Regions from separate parts of the Homo sapiens genome. Here region 2 is linked to region 1. A link is an interaction called in ENCODE POLR2A ChIA-PET data of the cell type or tissue named here. Cell type or tissue: OCI-LY7. All regions are shown on one strand. Links, peaks and the distances in the headings refer to the core of each region. The heading gives the core; the rest is flanking DNA.

Region 1 (10,633 bases), core at 1-5,000:
GGTTGCAGTGAGCAGAGATTGCGCCACTGCACTCAAGTCTGGGCGACAGGGTGAGACTCCATCTCAAAAAAAAAAAAAAAAAGGAAATGTTATCCTGGCAGTGGGTCATTTTAATTTTTCTGTCTTTGTTTTCATAAGAAAATTAAATTCCAGACAGAAGGAACGTCGTTATTTTGTCATTCTCACTTCTGTGCAGGTTTTGGGGGGAAATACCCACACAGGGCTGTGAATGCACCCTGGATTCCAGTTGCTAATCTTCAAAGCCCTTAAAACACTCCCTTAAAACTTTGGCAGAGAAACAGCAAATACTCTACTCGTCTCGGAGGGTTGAGTGGGTGGCTGCAGTTAAAGCACACATTAGACTTCCCTTCCAGTGCTCGTTTGCTCCCCGCTGCCTGATACACTTAGGTCCGCCTCTTATTCTGTTTTCTCAAATACCATGGTTTAGGGGTTTTCTAGGAAGTCTGCTGCATTAGGCATGGCATGCTCATGAAATTTCAGCAGATTCCTTCCTCACTGATCTGAAGTCCTTTTTCCTCACAAAGAGACTGTGTGTTACTAGAACTCCCGCTTTTTAATAACTCTTTTTTCTAGTTTGAGCTAATGAAGATATGACAGTAAAGTCTGTCCAAAGCCTAGTGTGTTCCATTGCTGTTATTACAGTGCATACGCTTTCTGAATGTGACAGTGACAGCTCCCCGCATAGGAACGGTTCGGTGGCTTGGGACTAAGCTACTGTCTGAATTACTTTTGTAGCAGGCTCACAGGCCTTGGGTAAACAGGTAAGTTAGGTCACCCACAAGAAAAACAAAAGTACTCGTTCTCTGTGAGGGTGGAGGGGAAGGGAGTTCCATTTTGCCAATCAAGTGTTAAAAATAGAACCTGCTGTGTCTGCTTAGCAGCTCTCACGTTACTGCTCACCAGATCCCATGTTGTGTGTACGTTTCTGTTTTGTAAAGCCTAGCGTTTACGTCAGAGCCTGGGAATGCAGCACTCGTGTCTATACATGGGAGTACATGCCTTAGGGACATCATTTATACAACCCCCTTCTCTACAGAGCTATGTCAGCGGTACAGGCTCAGAAGGAAGCCATCTCGGTCTCTTTCTGGTCTTCAGTGCACAGTGGCCAGGACAGCCTCCCCCACTTCACCGAATCACATTTCTTCAGCAGTTTCCAACAGTGAAATCATTTCTAGGACAATGGCTGCTAACACGTGTCAGCTGAAGCACTGCAGATCGAGTCATCCAACTCAAGCTTCTTCCTCTTATTGGAAGGGATAAACCAGGTAAGACTTTTTAATCCAGAAATTATTCCTATTCCCTGCAATGTATAGGGTGCTTTCTATCTGCAAAACTCTAAACTCAAATTTCTGCAGGTTCAGATTCCAACTGTCTCATGCGCAGAGACTCTCCCATCACAAAATTCTTCCCGCTCCAGCCATCATCTGTTTCCTCCTCAGCCTTTCCCTTGAAATCCAGAGCCCTTTCCTGTCCGTTAGAGGCAATCAGTCATGTTTCAGTGAAGCTTGAGGCACTGGGCCCCCCAGTGAACAAAACCAGACATCCTGACCCCCTACTCCTGCGGTCTGTGCAGGGCTTGCTTTAGCATGCTTGGCTTGTGGGGAGGGGGTGTGGCAGCCATTCCCACACAAGGTCACGCAGGGATGCCACAGTGCGTTCAAGAGTAGAATCCACAGCCTTCTCTCCGTAACTCTGGGCCTTGCTGTAAATAGCAGAGGCTTGGGCTGGGGATCCTGTATCACTGGACGGGATGTGCCAATGAAGAGAAGGCTGAGAAGCAAGTTGGTGTAGGAGAAGCCCAGTGCTCCTGGTGGACACAGGCCTGCATTCAACCAAATGTCTGAAGACAAGCGAAAGCCTACAGCCCCAAGCGCAATGATCTTTCGTCACTACAGGTTTCAGAAGTCTTACCGCACGGAGCCAGTGGTTAGCAGGTGCTTGATACAAACATCCTGCAGGGAGGCTGTGAAGATTCTAACTGCAGCACTTACGGAGGAGCACTTTAGCGTGCGGTAGATTTCCTAGATAACCTGAGGTCTTAAGAATTCATGCGGCAGACTCCGCTTCGCTTCTGGTTCCTTTCATTTGGAGTCTGCCTAACCAGTTTTTCTCTTAAGTTCCAAGACATCTTCTTCCTGTTGAGTAGAACCTGTAAAACACGCCACCTGTCTGCAGGCGAACAGAGGCTCTGAAGGTTCCAAAATAGCTAAGCCCACGAGCTGTCTCCAGCCCCCATGGAGTCCTGGGATTCTCACCAGATCCAAAGATGACAGGAATGGGAACCAGTTAGGCAGAGGAAGCAAGACTTGAGAGACTGGGAGTGGGGAAGCCGCCAGGCAGTGGGCAGCAGGCCTGCGCTTGTGAGGAATGGGAGACAGGAAGTGGGTGTCCACAGGACAGAGACGGAGGGGGACAGCACGATGGTCACTGCATTCAACCAAATGTCTGAAGACAAGCGATCCAGCCCCGGGATCCCGACACCAGTTGCTCTGTCTCACCAGAGAGCCTCTCTCCAGGCGGACCACCTGTCAGCCTGCTACTGCCACCTTTCACTCTGCCCACCTGGAGCTGCTGGAGTGTAGCCACCACGTGAGCTTCTAGCTTTTGTGTTTGAGCCTTTGCCATTAGAGATTGAATTTCCTCACACCTGCGGTTGCTGTCGTGCCTTGATGGGGTTTTTATCCCCAGGCAGATAGTAACATATCCTGTGACAGCTCCCTGGGGAAGGCGGAAACCAATTTCAGAGAAAGAGGCTGAGCGCTTGCTAGTGCAGGGAGGAACTAAGATGACGAAGCATCGCACGGATGAGTCGTGGCCTTGCCGGCTTGACGGCGGGTAGAATGCAGTGCCACCCTCCCCAAGACCACCATCTGGCCAGGAGCCCCGGCCCCACCTTTCCTCCTTCGCTTGTGCCTCCTGGCACTTCCCGCAGCCCTCCCCTGTTGAGTGTAGGCGTTCTGCCCGGGGCAGTCGCTGTGAGAGAGGCCATGGCCTGGACTAGGGTGATGCGAAGAACAGAACTTGCTACCAGATTGGATGCAGGGTTGGGGACTCCACAGTGACTCCACACTTCTTAACCTGAACAATGAATTGCCAAAATAGATAACAGAAGAAATTGGGGAAGAAGAGTTGTTCTAGCCAATAGAGCAGCTAAAGCCAAAAAAAAAAAAAGTCTTCAGTGATGTAAAGCCTTGCAGAGTATGCGAGATGACCTGGACAGTGAGAGGCAGGAGGAAGACTGCTCTGTGGTGCTCTGAGTGTGAAGGCATTTGTCATGCGCATCCCCCACACAGCCACCATGGGGCTCTGGTTAGGGATGGAGCCCCCTGAGTCCGAGCTGCTTCATCTGAAATGGGGATGAAGGTGCCTCATAGAAAGTATTGAGTAAATATGAGGCGCTCTTCTGGTTTACTGTGTTCTCATATATTTCACACACAATGCTCAGAGAGTTGGAATACAGTTAAAATCATTAGATCTGTACGCTGTCATTATTCAAACCACCACAGCTCCCGGTTCATCATTAGGAATACTGGTTCTCTCCCCTCTGCTGAGGGGTGATTTCCCCCATCCAGGGTCTTGAAATTTTCTTCTACACACTGAAAGCCTTAGCACAAAGCTCCATATGCAGAGGGGGATGGTGGGTGACCCTGCCCATGCAGTTCCTCATTTTGGCTTCTTAAGGCCAAGAAGATCAACCTCTACCCAGATTCTGCACACAAACCAGTGTTGACGTTTTTATTTTTCTGTACTTTTTTTTTCCATAATAAACACTGCATGTGCCCTCTTTAACTTCAGTGTACTTTAAAGTCTTACTGCTTGTTTTGAGGGAAAAGTTTACTACACTGTGAAGCTCCCATTCTGTCAGTCTTTTGTGGGCCTGTATTAGTTGATACATCTAGGTTTTTCTTGAACACCCTTGGAACAAAAGACTCATGGGCCAGGGCCGGGCTCGGTGGCTCACGCCTGTAATCCCAACACTTTGGGAGGCCGAGGTGGGTGGATCACCTGAGGTCGGGAGTTCGAGACCAGCCTGACCAACATGGAGAAATCCCGTCTCTACTAAAAATACAAAATTAGCCGGGTGTGCTGGCATATGGCTGTAGTCCCAGCTACTCGGGAGGCTGAGGCAGGAGAATCGCTTGAACCTGGGAGGTGAAGGTTGCAGTGAGCCGAGATCGCACCACTGCACTCCAGCCTGGGTGACAGAGCGAGACTCCTTCTCAAAAAAAAAGACTCATGGGCCAAACTCCTATCCTGTGTTAAAATAAAACACAGTGTCATTCTAAGCCACTTGGCTCAGGTCAGTCCACTGAATAGGAGAGGGACAGTAGCCAGACTAGAGAGAGTGAAAGAGGAGATTCCAGCCACGCATTTGGAAAATTCTCAGTCCTCCAGGACACAGTGAAGCAATCAGGGCTGAGGCACCGTCTGATGAAGCAGATCAATAACTGGTGGGATGACCCATGACCCTCCCCAAAAGTCGCTGATGAAGGAGCTGATGCTACCTTGAAGGGATGGGCCCGGGCTTCGTCCTCAGCCCTGTCCTGTCCCACATCCCTCTTGATCATTTGGCCAGGGACACAGTTGCCAGGCTTCATTTGAGGAGAACGTGAAGCAAGGAGAAGGGACATACTCATGACCTAAAGAAAGCTCAGAGGCCTGGGGTGTCAAAGCAGATCTGGGGAGATCTGCTGGAGAGAGCCCCAGCCAATGATGGCCACACACCGGGTGTCAGTCATGCCTCCCAAGAGCCCTTTAATAAAGGCAGGTGCCATTACTGTCACCATTGTCACAAAGGAACTCGCCAAGACCCCAAGATCACAAATTGCTAAGTGGCAGAATAAGCTCTAAACACTGTCCCTAATCATTATATTCCATCCTCATCCCAGGATTAGAAATGATCTCCACCCCAGAAAATACAGGTAAGGCATAAACACTGATGGCTCTAGGGCCTACTCTTAGTTCCAAATACATTTAAATCCTACTCTTAGTTCCAAATACATTTAAATCCATCCACTGCCTGTAGCAAATAAAGATTCTTGCAACAGCGTCTGCCTGGGTCTCCCTAACTGCAGAGTGTGTTCCATGCTGTGGGCCAGAATGGTGGCCTGTCATCTCAGATCTTCAGTCTCATTATGTAACGGCAGATTTTATCATCCATTTTATGTACCCAAAGTTTCAAGGGCAGCTAATTTGCCCCAGATCTTCCTGCTTCCAGAGACTGAGCTCATTGCCCAGATTATGAGAAAATAATCACAGCCAGGTTTTGTAGACACGACTTGTTTAGCATACATACAGAACTGTGGGGAGTTTCTGTAAACAGGGAAGGACCATGCAAACAGCATCGTATTGGAGATGGAGATCCACCAACCCTAGTAGGTGGCAGGAAAGAGCTGGGGTTTTGGCTGCCAAGCCCTGGGCTGACCCAGCTGCTGTCCAGAAGGGGCATGCCGACACCTTCCTCTCCAATAATGCTGCAGCAGTGTTGACCATTACTCATGAGAGGGTATCACCTCACACAAACTAGGAGTTCCTAGGAGGAGGGGACCAGGATGCATGCCTCCTAGCAAGCCAGGCTTAAACTAGAATCTTTGAGGCATTCAAAGCAACTGGATTTCATTGTTAAAATTATGACTACCCTATTGCTGATTGATTTTTTTTTTTTTAAGACAGGGTCTTACTGTGTTGCCTAGGCTGGAATGCACTGGTGCAGCCATAGCTTACTGCAACCTCCTACTCTTGAGCTCAAGCAATCCTGCCTCCCAAAGTGCTGGGATTACAGGCATGAGCCACCACACCCAACCCACTGCTGATATTAAAACAAGCCATAAAAACATAAAAACAACTGTCAGCTGCTGTTCTGATCCCCAGTAATACTGGGCTGTTATTCAAATCAATCCTCTGGCTAAAAACAACTTTAAAATATACATGAAATACAGAAAATACCATGTATAAGCCCTGCCTAAATCTGATTTCTGAAATACACAGAGGGCAGACTCTAAACAGCCCAGCTAAGGCCAAAAGAAATAAAGACAAATTTCAGCTGCTGCCCACCAGAGGAGGATCAAAGGGTTTTTTTTGCTTGTGTTTTGCCTTTTCTTTTCTTTTCTTTTTTTTTTTTTTTTGAGACTGAGTCTCGCTCTGTCACCCAGGCTGGAGTGCAGTGGTGCAATCTCGGCTCACTGCAAGCTCCGCCTCCCGGGTTCACGCCATTCTCCTGCCTCAGCCTCCAGAGTAGCTGGGACTACAGGCGCCCACCACCATGCCCGGCTAATTTTTTGTATTTTTTTTAGTAGAGACGGGGTTTCACCGTGTTAGACAGGATGGTCTCGATCTCCTGACCTCGTGATCCACCCACCTCGGCCTCCCAAAGTGCTGGGATTACAGGCGTGAGCCACTGAGCCCGGCCGCCTTCCTTTTCTTAAATTTGAGACAAAGTCTGTGTCTGTCACCCACACTGCAGTGCAGTGGTACAATCATAGCTCACTGCAGCCTTGATCTCCTAAGCTCAAGCAATCCTCTCAGCTCAGCCTCCCAAGTATTAATAGCTGGGACTACAGGCACATACCACCAACTACTTGGGAGGTTTTTATTTGTAGAGATGGGGTCTTGCTGTGTTGCCCAGACTGGTCTCAAACTCCTGGCCTCAAGCCATCCTTTCGCCTTGGCCTCCCAAAATGCTAGGATTACAGGCATGAGGCACTGTCCCTGGCTGGAATCAAAGTTTTAAATCTTGAGTTCAGCCGTTAAATGCCTGCTGTAAAAAAAACAAAACAAAACAAAAAAAAAAACACTTCACCAGATTTTCTGCAATTATATAATTCAAAACTGCTATACATATGAACAAGAAAATGTGATCTATGCTCAAGAAGCAATTGACAGAAACTGACTCTGATATGACTGACATGTTGGAATTAACATTCAAGATGTTTAAAGTAATTATAACCATGCTCCAGGATGTAAAGGAAAATATGCTCATAATGAGCAAATAGGAATTGTCAGCAGATAAATCATGACAAAAAGAACCAAATAAAAATTCTAGAACTTAAAAATACAACACATGAAGTCAATTCACTAGATAGGATTAACAGCACATTGGCAGATTAAAGAATCATTAAACTGGCAATAGAGCTGGGATTAGTAAACCTGTGAGGGGTCAGGTAATATTTTTAGCTTTGTGGGTCAAAAATCCCCTTTATAACTACTCATTTCTGCCATCATAGTGTGGAAGCAAGCAGCCACTGTAAATGAGAATAAACATTCCACCTGTGGCCAGTTTCCCAAACCCTGAAATATCCAATCTAAAAAACAGAAAAGATACAGAAAAAATGATCAGAGCCTCAGTTATCTGTGAACAGTGTCAAGCAGTCTTAACATATATATAGTTGGAGTCACAGAATGAGGGAAGAGAGAATGAGGCAGAAAGGTTTAAAAAAAAAAATGGCCAAATATGGGGAAAGAGTCAAGAAACATGGCAAATCTCAAGCAAAATAAATAAAGGAACATCACACCCAGGGACTTCATAGTCTGAAAACTAAACATAGAAAGTCTTGAAAGCAACAAGAAAAAAAATGACACACTGCATAGGGGAACAACAATAGATTTACATGAATTTCAGCAAAATTCTCATCAGAAATAGTGAAGACTAGAGGACAATGGAATGACACCTTTAGAAAAAGTAAAATGTGTCAACCCAGAATTCTATATCCAGTGACAATATCTTTCAAGAATGAAAGTGAGGGCCAGGTGCAGTGGCTCATGGCTGTAATCCCAACACTTTGGGAGGCCAAGGCAGGAGGACTGCTTGAGCTCAGGAGTTTAAGACCAGCCTGGGCAACATAGAACCAATCTCTACAAAAACTACAAAAAAAAATTAGCCAAGTATGGTGGCATGCACCTGTAGTCCTAGCTACTTGAGAGGCTGAGGTGGGAGGATGGCTTGAGCCCAGGGGTTTGAGAGTGCAGTGAACTAACTATAGGCACCACTGCAGTCCAGGCTAGGTGACAGAGCAAGACTGTCTCAAAAAAAAAAGAAAAAAAAAAAAAGGACAACTCAAAAATTGGGAGGAAGTATTTGTAAATCATATATCTGATAAGGATTTAGTATTCCAAATATATAAAGAATTCTTGGGCCGGGCGCAGTGGCTTACGCCTGTAATCCCAGCACTTTGGGAGGCCGAGACGGGCGGATCACAAGGTCAGGAGATCGAGACCATCCTGGCTAACACGTGAAACCCCGTCTCTACTAAAAATACAAAAAATTAGCCGGGAGCGGTGGCGGGCGCCTGTAGTCCCAGCTACTCGGGAGGCTGAGGCAGGAGAATGGCGTGAACCCGGGAGGCGGAGCTTGCAGTGAGCTAAGATCGTGCCACTGCACTCCAGCCTGGGCGATAGAGCGAGACTCCGTCCCAAAAAAAAAAAAAAAAGAATTCTTACAACTCAACAATAAAAAAGACAATCCAGTTATTTAAATGGGCAAAAGATACAAATAGAAATTTCTCCAAAAAATATATACAAATGGGCTGGGCGCGGTGGCTCACATCTGTAATCCCAGCACTTTGGGAAGCTGAGGTGGGCAGATCACGAGGTCAGGAGATCGAGACCATCCTGGCCAACCTGGTGAAACCCCGTCTCCACTGAAAATACAAAAATTAGCTAGGCGTGGTGGTGCGTGCCTGTAATCCCAGCTACTCGGGAGGCTGAGGCAGGAGAATCACTTGAACCAGGGAGGCAGAGGTTGCAGTGAGCCAAGATCGTGCCACTGCACTCCAGCCTGGCAACAGAGCCAGATTCCATCTCAAAAAAAAAAAAAATATACACACACACACACACACACACACACACACACACACACACACACACACAAATGACCAATAAGCACATGAAAGGGATGTTCAGCACCATTAGAGAAATGCAAATCAAAACCACAGTGAGACATCACTTCACACCCACTAGGATGACAATAACTTTTTAAAGACAATAACAAGAGTTAGCAAAGATGTACAGAAAATGGAGCCCTCATAACATTGTTGGGGTCGGGCAGGGTGGCTCACACCTGTAATCCCAGCACTTTGGGAGGCCAGGTGGGCAGATCACTTGAGGCCAGGGGTTCGAGAGCAGCCTGGCCAACACAGCGAAAGCCCGTCTCTACTAAAAAATACAAACATTAGCCAGGAGTGGTGGTGGGCACCTGTAATCCCAGCTACTAGGGAGGCTGAGGCACGAGACTCACTTGAACCCGGGAGGTGGAAGTTGCAGTGAGCCAAGATCGCGCCACCACACTCCAGGGTGACAGAATGAGACTTCATCTCAAAAAATAAATAGAAATTTAAAAAAAAATTAAAAAAAAAACCACCATTGCTGGTGGGATTATAAAATGGTGCAGCTGCTTTGGAAAATGGCTTCACAGTTCCACCAAAGGTACCATAGTTACCATATGATCTAGCAGTTTCATTCATAGTTACAGTTTACAAGAATTAAAAATCTGTATCTACCAAAAACTTATACATACATGTGCATAGCAGTATTAATAACCAAAAAGAAGAAACAACCAAAATTGTCATTAACTGAACAAAATGTGTATGTGTACAGATTATTATTCAGGAATGAAATGAATAAAGATGAGGACCATAACCTATACTGTATATTTTCTTATGCATCCTAAGCTAGAAACCAGGGTTACCTTTGGAGAGGGAATTGGGAGTCATAGAGGCTGCCTACAATTTTGAACACATACCAATATTTTTATTCAAAAATTAAAAATTAAAATCTTCAAAATGTAACACTGCTGTAAACTCTTACCATCAAACTACATAAGCAAAACTGCAACACGAGAAATCGATAGAAATAAAAATGTAATTGAAGAATAACACAATTTCTTTCAGTCTCTGACAATGCAAGTAGAAAAAGAATGTGTATAGAGAGAAAAAGCTCATAGTGCCTAAGACAGATCGATCATCTGTTCTCCCCAGCACCACTAATGAAGTTCTCCCTTTTCTTCCGGAGTGATACCACCATTCATCCAGCTGGACAGGACAGAGCCCTTCTCCCTCCATCCCCATGACCAGGAAATGCATCACTGACTCTTGTTTGTTTAACCTGCCTGCCATTCCAGGGATCCATCCATTTCTTTCCATCTCCTGTCTCCACCCAGATCCAAGATACCATCATCTCCCTCTTGGATCATTACAGGAGCCTCCTAACTCTCCACTCTGACCAACCTCCTCTTTCCACACCTCCTCACTGCGCTGCACACCACAGCCAGAGGGGATCTTTTCAAAACAATTTTTTTTTTTTTTGAGACAGAGTTTCACTCTTGTCGCCCAGGCTGGAGCACCGTGGTGCAATCTCGGCTCACCGCAACCTCCGCCTCCGGGTTCAAGCGATTCTCCTGCCTCAACCTCCCAAGTAGCTGGGACTACAGGCATGCGCCACCACACCTGGCTAATTTTTTGTATTTTAGTAGAGGCCGGGTTTCACCACGTTGGCCAGGCTGGTCTCAAACTCCTGACCTCAGATGACCCACCGGCCTTGGCCTCCCAAAAGTGCTGGGATTACAGGCATGAGCCACCGCACCTGGCCTCAAAACAAATATTTTCAGACCAGGTGTGGT
Region 2 (11,485 bases), core at 2,266-7,265, 180 kb before region 1:
ACATGGCAAAACCCCGTCTCTACAAAAAAAATACAAAAATCAGCTGGGCGTGGTGGGGCCTGCCTGTAGTTCCAGCTACTCAAGAGGCTGAGGTTCGAGGATCACTTAAGTCCTGGAGGTGCTGCTGTGATCTTGCCACTGCACACCAGCCTGGACGATAAAGTGATACCCTGTCTCAAGGAAAAAAAAAAAAGAGAGATCAATTGCTGGGCGTGGTGGCTTATGCCTGTAATCCCAGCGCTTTGGGAAGCCAAGGCAGGCAATTGCTTGAGCTGAGTTCGAGACCAGCCTGGGCAACATGGTGAAACCCCATCTCCACTAAAAATACAAAAATTAGCTGGGCATGGTGGTGCGCTCCTATAATCCCAGGTACTCAGGAGGCTGAGGCAGGTGGCGGAGGTTGCAGTGAGCTGAGATTGCACCATTGCACTCCAGCCTGGGCGACAGAGCAAGTGGTACTCCATCTCAAAAAAAAAATAAATAAATAAAATAAAAATAAAAATAAATATGCAACTATCATAGATCCAGCCATTTGGTTCCTTATCTGAGAGAAATGAAAGTGTACGTCTACACAAAGACTTGTACACACATGTTCATAGTAGCTTTATTTGTCACAGCCAAAGACTGGAAACAACCCAAATGACCATCAATCAGTGAATGGACAAATAGAATATGGTCTGTCCATATAACTGAATGCTACTCAGCAACAAAAAAGAATGAACTACTGATACACACAACATGGACAAATCTCAGAATAATACGCTGGGTGAAAGAAGCCAGACAAAAATGAGTATATACTATACAATTTTATATACATAAAATTCTAGAAAATGCAAACTTATCTGCATGAAAGAAAGCAGATTAGTCTGGGCACAGTGGCTCACGCCTGTAATCCTAGCACTATGGGAGGCTGAGGCGGGCAGATCACTTGAGGCCAGGAATTTGAGACGAGCCCAGCAAAAATGGTGAAACCCCGTCTCCACCAAAAACACAAAAATTAGCTGGGCATGGTGGTGTGTAGTCCCAGCTACTCGGGAGGCTGAGGCATGAGAATTTCTTTCTTTTTTTTTTTTTTTGTGAGACGGAGTCACACTCTGTCGCCCAGGCTGGAGTGCAGTGGGACTATCTCGGCTCACTGCAACCTCCACCTCCCGGGTTCAAGCGATTCTCCTGCCTTAGCCCCCCGAGTAGCTGGGACTACAGGTGTGCACCACCAAGCGTGGCTAATTTTTTGTATTTTTAGTAGAAACAGGGTTTCACCATATTGGCCAGGCTGGTCTTGAACTCCTGATCTCGTGATCCGCCCGCCTCGGCCTCCCAAAGTGCTGGGATTACAGGTGTGAGCCACCACGCCCAGCCAAGAATTTATTGAACCCAGGAGGCGGAGGTTGCAGTGAGCCAAGATCACACCACTGCACTCCAGCCTGGGTGACAGAGCAAAGCACAGAAAAGGGGAGGGGAGAGGAGGGGAGGTTAGTGATTACTTGGGAAGCAAGGGAGGGTAGAATAGGCCACGCAACTCTGCCCTGGTCTTATCAAGAAGCATGCGCTTTCTCTCCTGGAATTTTTTTTTTTTTTAGATGGAGTCTCGTTCTGTCACCAGGCTGGAGTGCAGTGGTACAATCTCAGCTCACTGCAACCTCCACTTCCCGGGTTCACGCCATTTTCCTGCCTCAGCCTCTCGAGTAGCTGGGACTACAGGCGCCCACCACCACGCCCGGCTAATTGTTTGTATTTTTAGTGGAGACAGGGTTTCACCATGTTGGCCAGGATGGTCTCAATCTTTTGACCTCATGATCCACCCACCTCGGCCTCCCAAAGTGCTGGGATTAGAGGCGTGAGCCACCGCGACTAGCCCTCTCCTGGATTTAAATAGTAGCAGCTGCAGTGAGCATTTGTGGGCTTGGGATATTCAGTGGTCAGCAGCACTTCATTCCCTATGGAGACCTACCCTCCTTTGTGAGCAGTCACAGGAGAGTGGGTGACACACCTGCCCCCTACACAGATGTACAAACGTCCAGTTCTCCCCGTCTCTGCTCCAGCTGCAATCAAATGGTGGGCACATAATCCAGGCTAGGGCAGCCACATGTTCCCTCTAGGACTCGGCCGTTGAGTGAGCAATTTGGGGCTGAGAGGAGTGATGGAGGCTGTCCGGGCCAGGCGATCACAAAAACACATGAGGAGGGCCAGCTCACGCCTGTAATCCGAGCACTTTGGGAGGCCAAGGTGGGCAAATCACTTGAGGTCGGGAGTTCGAGACCAGCCTGGCCAACATGGTGAAACCCCGTCTCTACCAAAAATACAAAAATTAGCCAGGCATGGTGGCATGTGCCTGTAATCCCAGCTACTCGAGAGGCTGAGGCAGGAGAATCACTTCAACCTGGGAGGCGGAGGTTGCAGTGAGCAGAGATAGTGCCATTGCACTCCAGCCTGGGTGACAGAATGAGACTCTGTCTCAAAAACAAAAAAGGACATGAGGAAACTTCTAGGAGTTGTAACGATATTAATTATTTTGTTCTTCTTCCCCCCCCCCCCTTTTTTTTTTTTTGAGACAGAGTCTTGCTCTGTTCCCCAGGCTGGAGTGCAGTGGCATGATCTCAGCTCACTGCAACATCCACCTCCCAGGCTCAAGCGATTCTCCTGCCTCAATATCTTGAGTAGCTGGGATTACAGGCGTGCACCACCACACCCGCCTAATTTTTGTATTTTTAGTAGAGACGGGGTTTCACCATGTTAGCCAGGATGGCCTCGATCTCCTGACCTCGTGATCTGCCCGCCTCGGCCTCCCAAAGTGCTGGGATTACAGGCATGAGCCACCATGCCTGGCCAATTATTTTGATCATGGTGATGGTTTCACAGGTGTAGGCTTATATCAGAATTCATAAAATTGCGTGCTTTAAATGTGTACAGTTTATTGTATATCAACTATACCTCCAAAACACTCTTTTTTAAAAATATACTCACTCTGGCATTTTTTTGAGACTGAGAAAAGATTTTAATTACTTCCAATTATATTTTTCTGCCAAATAAGTCACCATGCAGAGACGAGGCAATGAGAAGCCTTAGTTATATTTGGCTTACATATATTACGCATAGAGCTTGGTGCCTGCCTCAATAAATAGCAGCGCTCCAGATATCATCTGACTGACACAGAGGAAAACTCTCTATTTAGACCAGAAGTTGCAAACTCAGAACCCTTTAGGGTCCAAGCAGGTGAAGCAAAGCAAGACAAGCGTATACAACATGTAATGGCAGAGACTATGGCAAAAAGAATTTATGTCCAATCTAAGTGCATTTAATTGCTGAGTGCTAAACAACAGACATTGGTGGCCTGAATTGGGCAAGTCCTGGGGTGTGGTCTTGAGGGACCTTCACTCTCCCTATAACTAGATACTCCATGTAAAATGGGTCCATGTAACTTAGTGATGTGATAGTGTATTAGTTCATTTTCACAATGCTGATAAAGACATACTGGAGACTGGGTAATTTAGAAAGAAAAAGGGTGGACTCACAGTTCCACGCGGCTGGGGAGGCCTCACAATCATGGCAGAAAGCAAAAAGCACGTCTTACATGGCAGCAGGCAAGAGAGAATGAGAGCCAAGTGAAAAGGGAAACCCCTTATAAAACCATCAGATCTTGTGAGGTTTATTCACTGCCCTGAGAGCAGTATGGGGGAAACCGCCCTCATGATTCAATTACCTCCCACCAGGTCCCTCCCACAACACATGGGAATTATGGGAACTACAATTCAAGATGAGATCTGGGTGGGGACACAGCCAAACTATATCAGATAGCAACAGCTGATCTTTTAGAAAATGCTTTTATTGGCGGGGCGCAGTGGCTCATGCCTGTAATCCCAGCACTTTGGGAGGCCGAGGCGGTTGGATCACCTGAGGTCAGGAGTTCGAGACCAGCCTGATCAACATGGAGAAATCCTGTCTCTACTAAAAATACCAAATTAGTTGGGCGTGGTGGTGCATGCCTGTAATCCCAGCTACTTGGGAGGCTGAGGCAGGAGAATTGCTTGAACCCAGGAGGCGGAGGTTTCGGTGAGCCAAGATCACACCATTGCCTCCAGCCTGGGCAACAGAGTGAGACTCCGTCTCAAAAAAAAAAAATTAAAAAAATTAGCTGGGCATAGTGGTGGGCACCTGTAATCCCAGCTACTCGGGTGGCTGAGGCAGGAGAGTCACTTGAACCTGGGAGGCGGAGTTTGCAGTGACCCTAGATTGCATCACTGCATTCCAGCCTGGGCGACAGAGTGGGACTCCGTCTCAAAAAAAAAAAAAAAAGAAAGAAAGAAAAAGAAAAAAAAAGAAAATGCTTTTATTTGGTGCTCCCAAGAACTCTGTGCACTAGATAGGATTATTTCCATTTTTCCAGATGAGAAAACCGAGGCTCAGAGATATCACCTAGGCTCCTCCCCAGGGCCAATGAAACAAAGACCCAGACTTACTTCTTCTTACCCTGGCCTGAGTTTTGTTTTGTTTTTTTTCCCCACCCAGCCACACCGAGATTGTATTGGCTTTGTTTATTTCCATGGGGTAAACCCATGGAAAAACCCAACTTTCTCTTCCTTTCTGAAATGACTGCTTCCAGGGGTCAGTGAAGTTTTGGAAGAAGGAGAAGGCGCACGGCCCCCTGGTGGATGCTCTCGGAACTCTAAGGGTTGGAGATACATACTTCTACCCACCTGCCCATTTCAAGTTGATATTTTTGTTTTTTATAAGTTCTCTTCTTAAGAAGTTCATCTGGCCGGGCACAGTGGCTCATGCCTGTAATCCCAACACTTTGGGAGGCCAAGGTGGGTGGAGCACCTGAGGTCAGGAGTTCAAGACCAATCTGGCCAACATGGTGAAACCCTGTTTCTACTAAAAATACAAAAATTAGCTGGTCATGGTGGTGTGCTCCTGTAATCCCAGCTACTTGGGAGGCTGAGGCAGGAGAATCACTTGAACCTGGGAGGCGGAGGTGGCAGTGAGCTGAGATCACGCCACTGCACTCCAGCCTGGGTGATAACAGTAAGACTCTGTCTCAAAAAAAAAAAAAAAAAAAAAAAGAAGAAGAAGAAGTTCATCTGTGTCCAAGAATTCTGAGATAATAATACAGGTAAATCCACTTTAAGAGATCCACTATTTAAGAACTTATTTTGCAAAATAGATTTGTTTATTCATTCCATAAATACATATAGCTGGTGTGTGACAATCTTAACAGTGAGTGGGGGCTGGGCGCGATGGCTCATGTCTGTAATCCCAGCACTTTGGGAGGCCGAGGCAGGAAGATCACTTGAGGCCAGGAGTTTGAGACCAGCCTGGCCAACATGGTGAAACCTTGTCGCTACTAAAAATACAAAAATTAGCCAGGCATTGTGGCGCACACCTGTAATCCCAGCTACTTGGGAGGCTGAGGTGGGAGAATCCCTTGAACTCAAAAGGTGGAGGTTGCGGTGAGCTGAGATGGCACCACTGCACTCCAGCTTGGGCAACAGAGCAAGACTCCATCTCAAAAAACAAACAAACAAAACAAAACAAAAAAACAGTGAGTAGGACTAACTCCATGCCAGACACAGCTTCAAGTGCTTTCTAGATATTCAAATATCTGTCAAAGATATGTCAAAAAAAGCAATAATTTAAGGTGGGTTCTGTTATGTCTTATCTGCTTGGTCAGCCACAGCAAAGTACTGTAGATTGAGAAATTTCTTCCTTTTTTTTTTTTCTTTTTGAGACGGAGTCTTGCTCTGTCACTCAGGCTGGAGTGCAATGATGCGATCTGGGCTCACAGCAACCTCCACCTCTGAGGTTCAAGCAATTCTCCTGCCTCAGTCTCCCAAGTAGCTGGGATTACAGGTGTGTGCCACTATGACTGGCTAATTTTTTTTGTATTTTTGGTAGAGACGGGGTTTCACCATGTTGGCCAGGCTCATCTTGAACTCGTGACCTCAAACGATTTGCCCACCTCAGCCTCCCAAAGTGCTGGGATTACAGACATGAGCCACTGTGCCTGGCTAAGAAATTTATTTCTTATAGTTCTGGAGGCTGGGAAGTCCAAGATCAAGGTGTTGGCAAGGTAGATTTTATTCTGAGGCCTCTTCTCTGGCTTGTAGACAGCTACCTTCTTACTGTGTGCTCACGTGACCTCTTCTACCTCTCTTTTCTTTTCTTTTCTTTCTTTCTTTTTTTTTTATTTTTTATTTTTTTTGAGACAAAAATCTCGCTCTTGTCCCCCAGGCTGCAGTGCAATGGCACGATCTCTGCTCACTGCAACTTCTGCCTCCAGGGTTCAAGTGATTCTCCTGCCTCAGCCTCCCGAGTAGCTGGTATTACAGGTGCTCACCACCACGCCCAGCTAATTTTGTATTTTGAGTAGAGACAGGGTTTCACCGTGTTGGCCAGGCTGATCTCAAACTCCTGACCTCAAGTGATCCGTCCACTTCAGCTTCCCAAAGTGCTGGGTTTACAGGTGTGAGCCACCCTGCCTGGCCCTCTTTCTTCTTTCTTTTCTTTTCTTTCCTTCTTTTTGAGACAGAATCTCACTCTGTCACCCGGGTTGGAGTGCAGTGGCGCAATCTTGGCTCACTGCAACCTCTACCTCCTGGGTTCAGGTGATTCTCCCATCTGGGCCTCCCACGGGACTACAGACGCGCACCACCACACCTGGCTAATATTTTTTTTTCTGAGACGGAGTTTCACTATAATTTCCCAGCCTCAGGTATTCCTTTGGCAACATCTATGGCCTAAGAGAGGTAGGGTGAGGGTGGAATGGTGGAATGGGTGGTCTCTTCTCCAGGCCTCCTTTAAATGGACACCTTGCCCTCTAGTGTACCTCACCCTCTTTCCCCACCAGCATAAACATCTTTTTTTTAATTTAAGAGATGACGTATTGCTATGCTGTTTGGGCTGGTCTTTGAACTCCTGGCCTCAAGCAATCCTCCTACCTCAGCCTCCCAATGTGCTGGGATTACAGGTATGAGACACCAAGCCCAGCCCATCTACAATGCCCAGCTCACATAAACATCTTGATTCAACATACAGAAAACTTCAGGAGGGCATCAATTTTTGAAGAGTCAAGGTGGTCCTATCTAGAATCAACCATAAAGGGAAGGGAGGGAGGAAAAGATGCCTGACACATTTAAGCACTTGCCCTGTGCCACTGTGTTTAAATTATTTCATTCATTCATTCATTCATTCATTCATTCATTCATTCGGAGGAGGAGGAGGAGGAGGAGGAGGAGCCCCATGAGACAAAAAAAAAGGGCTCACCAAACCTATTTCCTCTTTCTGAGCACTGACTGGGTTACAGTTCCTAGCCCCCTTGCAGCTAGAAAGGGACATGTACTTTGCACTGTCAGTGGGCAGAAGGGATGTACCCGCCCACCAGGGCTGGTCATAAAACATCCAGTCTGATCTTTCATGCTCTGTCTGTCTCCTGTCCATAAGGATGAGGGCAAAAGAGTTTAAGATGGTGGAGCCTTATTATGCAAAGGAACCCAATCCCAGCGTCCACTGGAAGAAGACTGCCCAGGACTTCTACCTTCCCGGGAACATCTGCCCAGAGTCCACCAGCTGGAAGAAGACTGCCCAGGACTTCTACCTTCCTGGGAACATCTGCATCAGACTCTGTGGGGTAGGGAAATAAACCTTCATTGTGTTCAGCCAGCGAGATATTTGTCATTGTTACAGTAGTGAGCCAATCCTGATAAATACATGGTATTTGATAGACCCATTTCACAGAACGGGAAAACAGAGGCTCAGTAGATGGAGCTCACACTACTCATAAGTAGTACAACAGGGATTTGAACCAAGCTCTGTCTGACACTAGATATCCCTTTCATTGGTTCTTTTTCTGTTTTTGTTTTTGTTTTTAAGAGATGAGGTCTCGGCCGGGCATGTAATCCCAGCACTTTGGGAGGCCAAAGGGGATGGACCACTTGAGGTCAGGAGTTTGAGACCACCCTGGCCAATATGGCAAAACTCCTTCTCTACTAAAAATACAAAAATTAGCTGAGCATGGTGGATCATCCCTCCAGCTACTTGGGAAGCTGAGGCAGGAAAATCGCTTGAACCCGGAAGGCAGAGGTTGCAGTGATCACACCACTGCACTCCAGCCTGGGCGACAGAGCAAGACTCCATCTCAAAAAAACAAAACAAAAGAGATGGGGTCTTACTCTGTCCCCCGGCCTGAAATGCAGTGGTGCAACCATATCTCATTGTAACCTTGAACTCCTGGACTAGAAGCCATCCTCCCGCCTTGGTCTCCCAAAGTGCTAGGATTACAGGCATGGGCCATCACATCTGGCCTCATTTGCCCTTTTCTTTCTTTAAACAACTTTTTTTTTTTTGAGACAGTCTCACTCTGTTGCCCAGGCTGGAGTGCAGTGACGCAATCTCCCCTCACTACAACCTCCCCCTCCTGGGTTCCAGTGATACTCATGCCTCAGCCTCTCAAGTAGCTGGGACCACAGGCACAGAGCACCACGCCTGGGTAATTTTTGCATTTTTAGTAAGAGATGTCATCTACTCCACTAGAGCCACCGTGCCTGGCCTAAACAACTTTTTTTTTTTTTTTTTTTTTTTGAGACGGAGTCTTGCTCTGTCGCCCAGGCTGGAGTGAAGTGGCACGATCTCGGCTCACTGCAAGCTCCGCCTCCTGGGTTCACGCCATTCTCCTGCCTCAGCCTCCCTAGCAGCTGGGACTACAGGCGCCCGCCACCATGCCCGGCTAATTTTTTGTATTTTTAGTAGAGACGGGGTTTCACTGTGTAAGCCAGGACTAAACAACTTTTTAAAAACTGCATAAGAAGCTGGCACAGTGGCCGGGCGCGGTGGCTCACGCCTGTAATCCCAGCACTTTGGGAGGCCGAGGCGGGTGGATCCCGAGGTCAGGAGATCAAGACCATCCTGGCTAACACAGTGAAACCCCGTCTCTACTAAAAATACAAATAAATTAGCCGGGCGTGGTGTCGGGCGCCTGTAGTCCCAGCTACTCGGGAGGCTGAGGCAGGAAAATGGTGTGAACCCCGGGAGGCAAAGCTTGCAATGAGCCAAGATTGCACCACTGCACTCCAGCCTGGGTGACAGAGCAAGACTCTGTCCCAAAGAAAAAAAAAAGAAGAGAAAAGAAAAAGAAAAAGAAAAAAAGGAAGCTGGCACAGTGGCATGCACTTATAGTCCCAGCTACTCAGGAGGCTGAGGCAGGAAGATTGCTCAAGCCTAAGAGTTCAAAGTTGTAGGATGCTATGATCGCACCTGTGAATAGCAACTGCACTCCAGCCTGGGAAACATACCGAAACCCTATCTCTTAAAAAAAATACCATAAGCTGCATAAGGAATATGTACAGTGTTTCACGTGAATGCAGCCTAATTCATTTAGTCAGTTTCCTATTCCTGCAGGTTGTTTCTGTTTTTTTCCCCACTGTCATAAGCAATCATTCCATGAATATCCTTGTAGCTAAAGATTTATGCATAATCCTTCATTGTTTCTTTGGGATAAATTCTTAGCAATGGAATCTCTGGGTCAAAGTGCTTGCACATTTTTTTTCTTAGGCTTCAGAAATACATATAGCAAATAAATCCCACGTCCTTTCTATTGCCCTATGCTGGTTCCCAAGCGGTTGGCTGATGACTGGGAGGTGCCTTGAGGTTTCTTTGACGTCTCTGGCCTCAGCTGTAGGACAATGGGGAAGTGGACCCAGAGCTGCTGGCTGCATGTGGGTCTATGAAATCAAGGAAGGAAGAAGTCTGCTGGGGAAGCAAGCCCAGCTGACCAGAGGGTCTTTTTTTTTTTTCTTTTTTTCTTTTTTTAAGAGACAGAATCTCACTCTGTTGCCCAGGCTGGAGTGCAGTGGCATGATCATAGCTCACTGCAGCTTCCATCTCTTGGGCTCAAGTGATCCTCCAGCTTCAGCCTCCTAGTAGCTGGGACTACACCCCCACACCTGGCTAGTTTTTTTATTTTGTATTTTGCAGAGAAGGGTCTCACTGTATTGCCCAAGCTGGACGGGACTTAGCCATTTTTGTATAGAGAGCATGAAAAGGGCTTCTTTTTCCAGCTCCATTCATTCATTCAAAAACTTATTAAAGATTATGTATTATTTGAATAGCTAAGCTGTGAACATAGTAAACATTCAGAAGACAGAAGGTATAGAGTGAAAAGTTCCCTTTCCACCTCATGTAGACATGCAGGTTCCCACTGTAGAGATAGCTAATCTCCTATGGATAAGCAAGCCAAAATGTACATATACTTTTTTTTTTTGACTGGTTGTGGAACTGTGAGTTTTACCTTGCTGAGTATTTTTGTAATCCTATGTATATTCTGGAGCTTTTGTCTTTGAAAATGCCTACTTTTTTAAACACAAAGAATAGCATACTATACATACCATTCCATTCCACACCTAGCTTTTTTTCACTTAGCTGTACACTTTGGAGATTGTTCTATATCAGTGCACATCCATCTACTTTGTTCATTTTTTAAATCTTCCTCCTGCCTCAGCCTCCTGGGTAGCTGGGGACTATAGGCATGCACCACCATGCCTGGCTAATTTTTTCTATTTTTTGTAGAGATAAGGTCTCATTGTGTTGCCCAGGCTGGTTTCAAAATCCTGGCCTCAAGTGATCCTCCTGCCTCGGCCTTCCAAAGTACTGGGATTACAAGCGTGAGCTACTGTGCCAGCCCTGTTCATTTTTAATGGGTGTATAGTATTCCATTGTAAAGCCATGCTATGATATATTTAATAATTCTCCTTTCATGGACATTTAGGTTGTTTTCCGTCTCTTGGTATTATAAACAGGGTGACAAGGAACATCCCTCACCAGATATTTATTAGGGTCCCCCAAGGTGCCAGGTAGTGAGTATAAGGTAGAAAATGAGACAGATGAGGTTCCTGCCCTTAGAGAACTTAAAATCAAGTTGGGGAGAGGCCATCAACAGTAGGGCTGGGTGCAGTAGCTCACATCTGTAACCCCAGCACTTTGGGAGGCTCAAGTGGGGAGGACCACTTGAGCCTGGGAGTTCAATACCAGCCTGGGCAATACTGTAACACCTCATCTCTATGAAAAGTAAAAATAAATAAATAAATAAATGAGCTGGGTGGGGTGATGCACACCTGTAGTTCCAGCTACTCCAGAGGCTGAGGCAGGAGGATGGCTTGAGCCTGGGAGGTGGAGGCTGCAATGAGCTGTGATTGTGCCACTGAGCAATGAGCTATGATTGTGCCACTGAACCACATCCTGGGCAACAGAGTGAGACCCTGTCTCTAAAAAAACAAACAGTCACAAAAACAAGTGAAGAATGTAGGGGCGGCAAGTGTGTCGTGCCCTGGGAAGCACTCACAGGATACTGACCCACAGGGGCAGTGCCAAAGAGGGGTTGGGGGTGGGTTTAGCCTTCCTCCCTTTCATTTCCATGAGCAGGAGTAGGGAGGGGAAAGGCTGGATATTGACATGGACAATTTGTCAATCTCATGGAAAGGAAAATATTATCTTATTT

What was found. ChIA-PET counts read pairs that join two places held together with the same protein. Peaks named below come from ENCODE experiments on the same cell type or tissue, not always from the same donor. Only the 100,000 strongest peaks of a DNase experiment are listed, where the experiment ranks them.
Region 2: POLR2A ChIA-PET joins it to region 1 with 7 read pairs; 3 of 35 experiments call an interaction of 5 or more read pairs at or near these places.

The regions. Positions count from the first base shown.
Region 1 is chr12:120,752,044-120,762,676 of GRCh38, reverse strand. It overlaps SPPL3 (signal peptide peptidase like 3), which reads left to right. Exons shown (of 11, transcript NM_139015.5): 11 at 1-167. Among named protein-coding and RNA genes, the nearest start is that of ACADS, 32 kb to the right of the region's middle. In OCI-LY7, for the core only: a CTCF peak has its summit at 2,194; DNase peaks (open chromatin) are centred at 1,936, 2,176 and 2,626; H3K4me3 peaks cover 346 bases; H3K27ac peaks cover 729 bases.
Region 2 is chr12:120,937,895-120,949,379 of GRCh38, reverse strand. No RefSeq gene overlaps it. Among named protein-coding and RNA genes, the nearest start is that of HNF1A-AS1, 29 kb to the left of the region's middle. In OCI-LY7, for the core only: CTCF peaks have their summits at 4,435 and 4,641 (motif pointing left); a DNase peak (open chromatin) is centred at 4,659.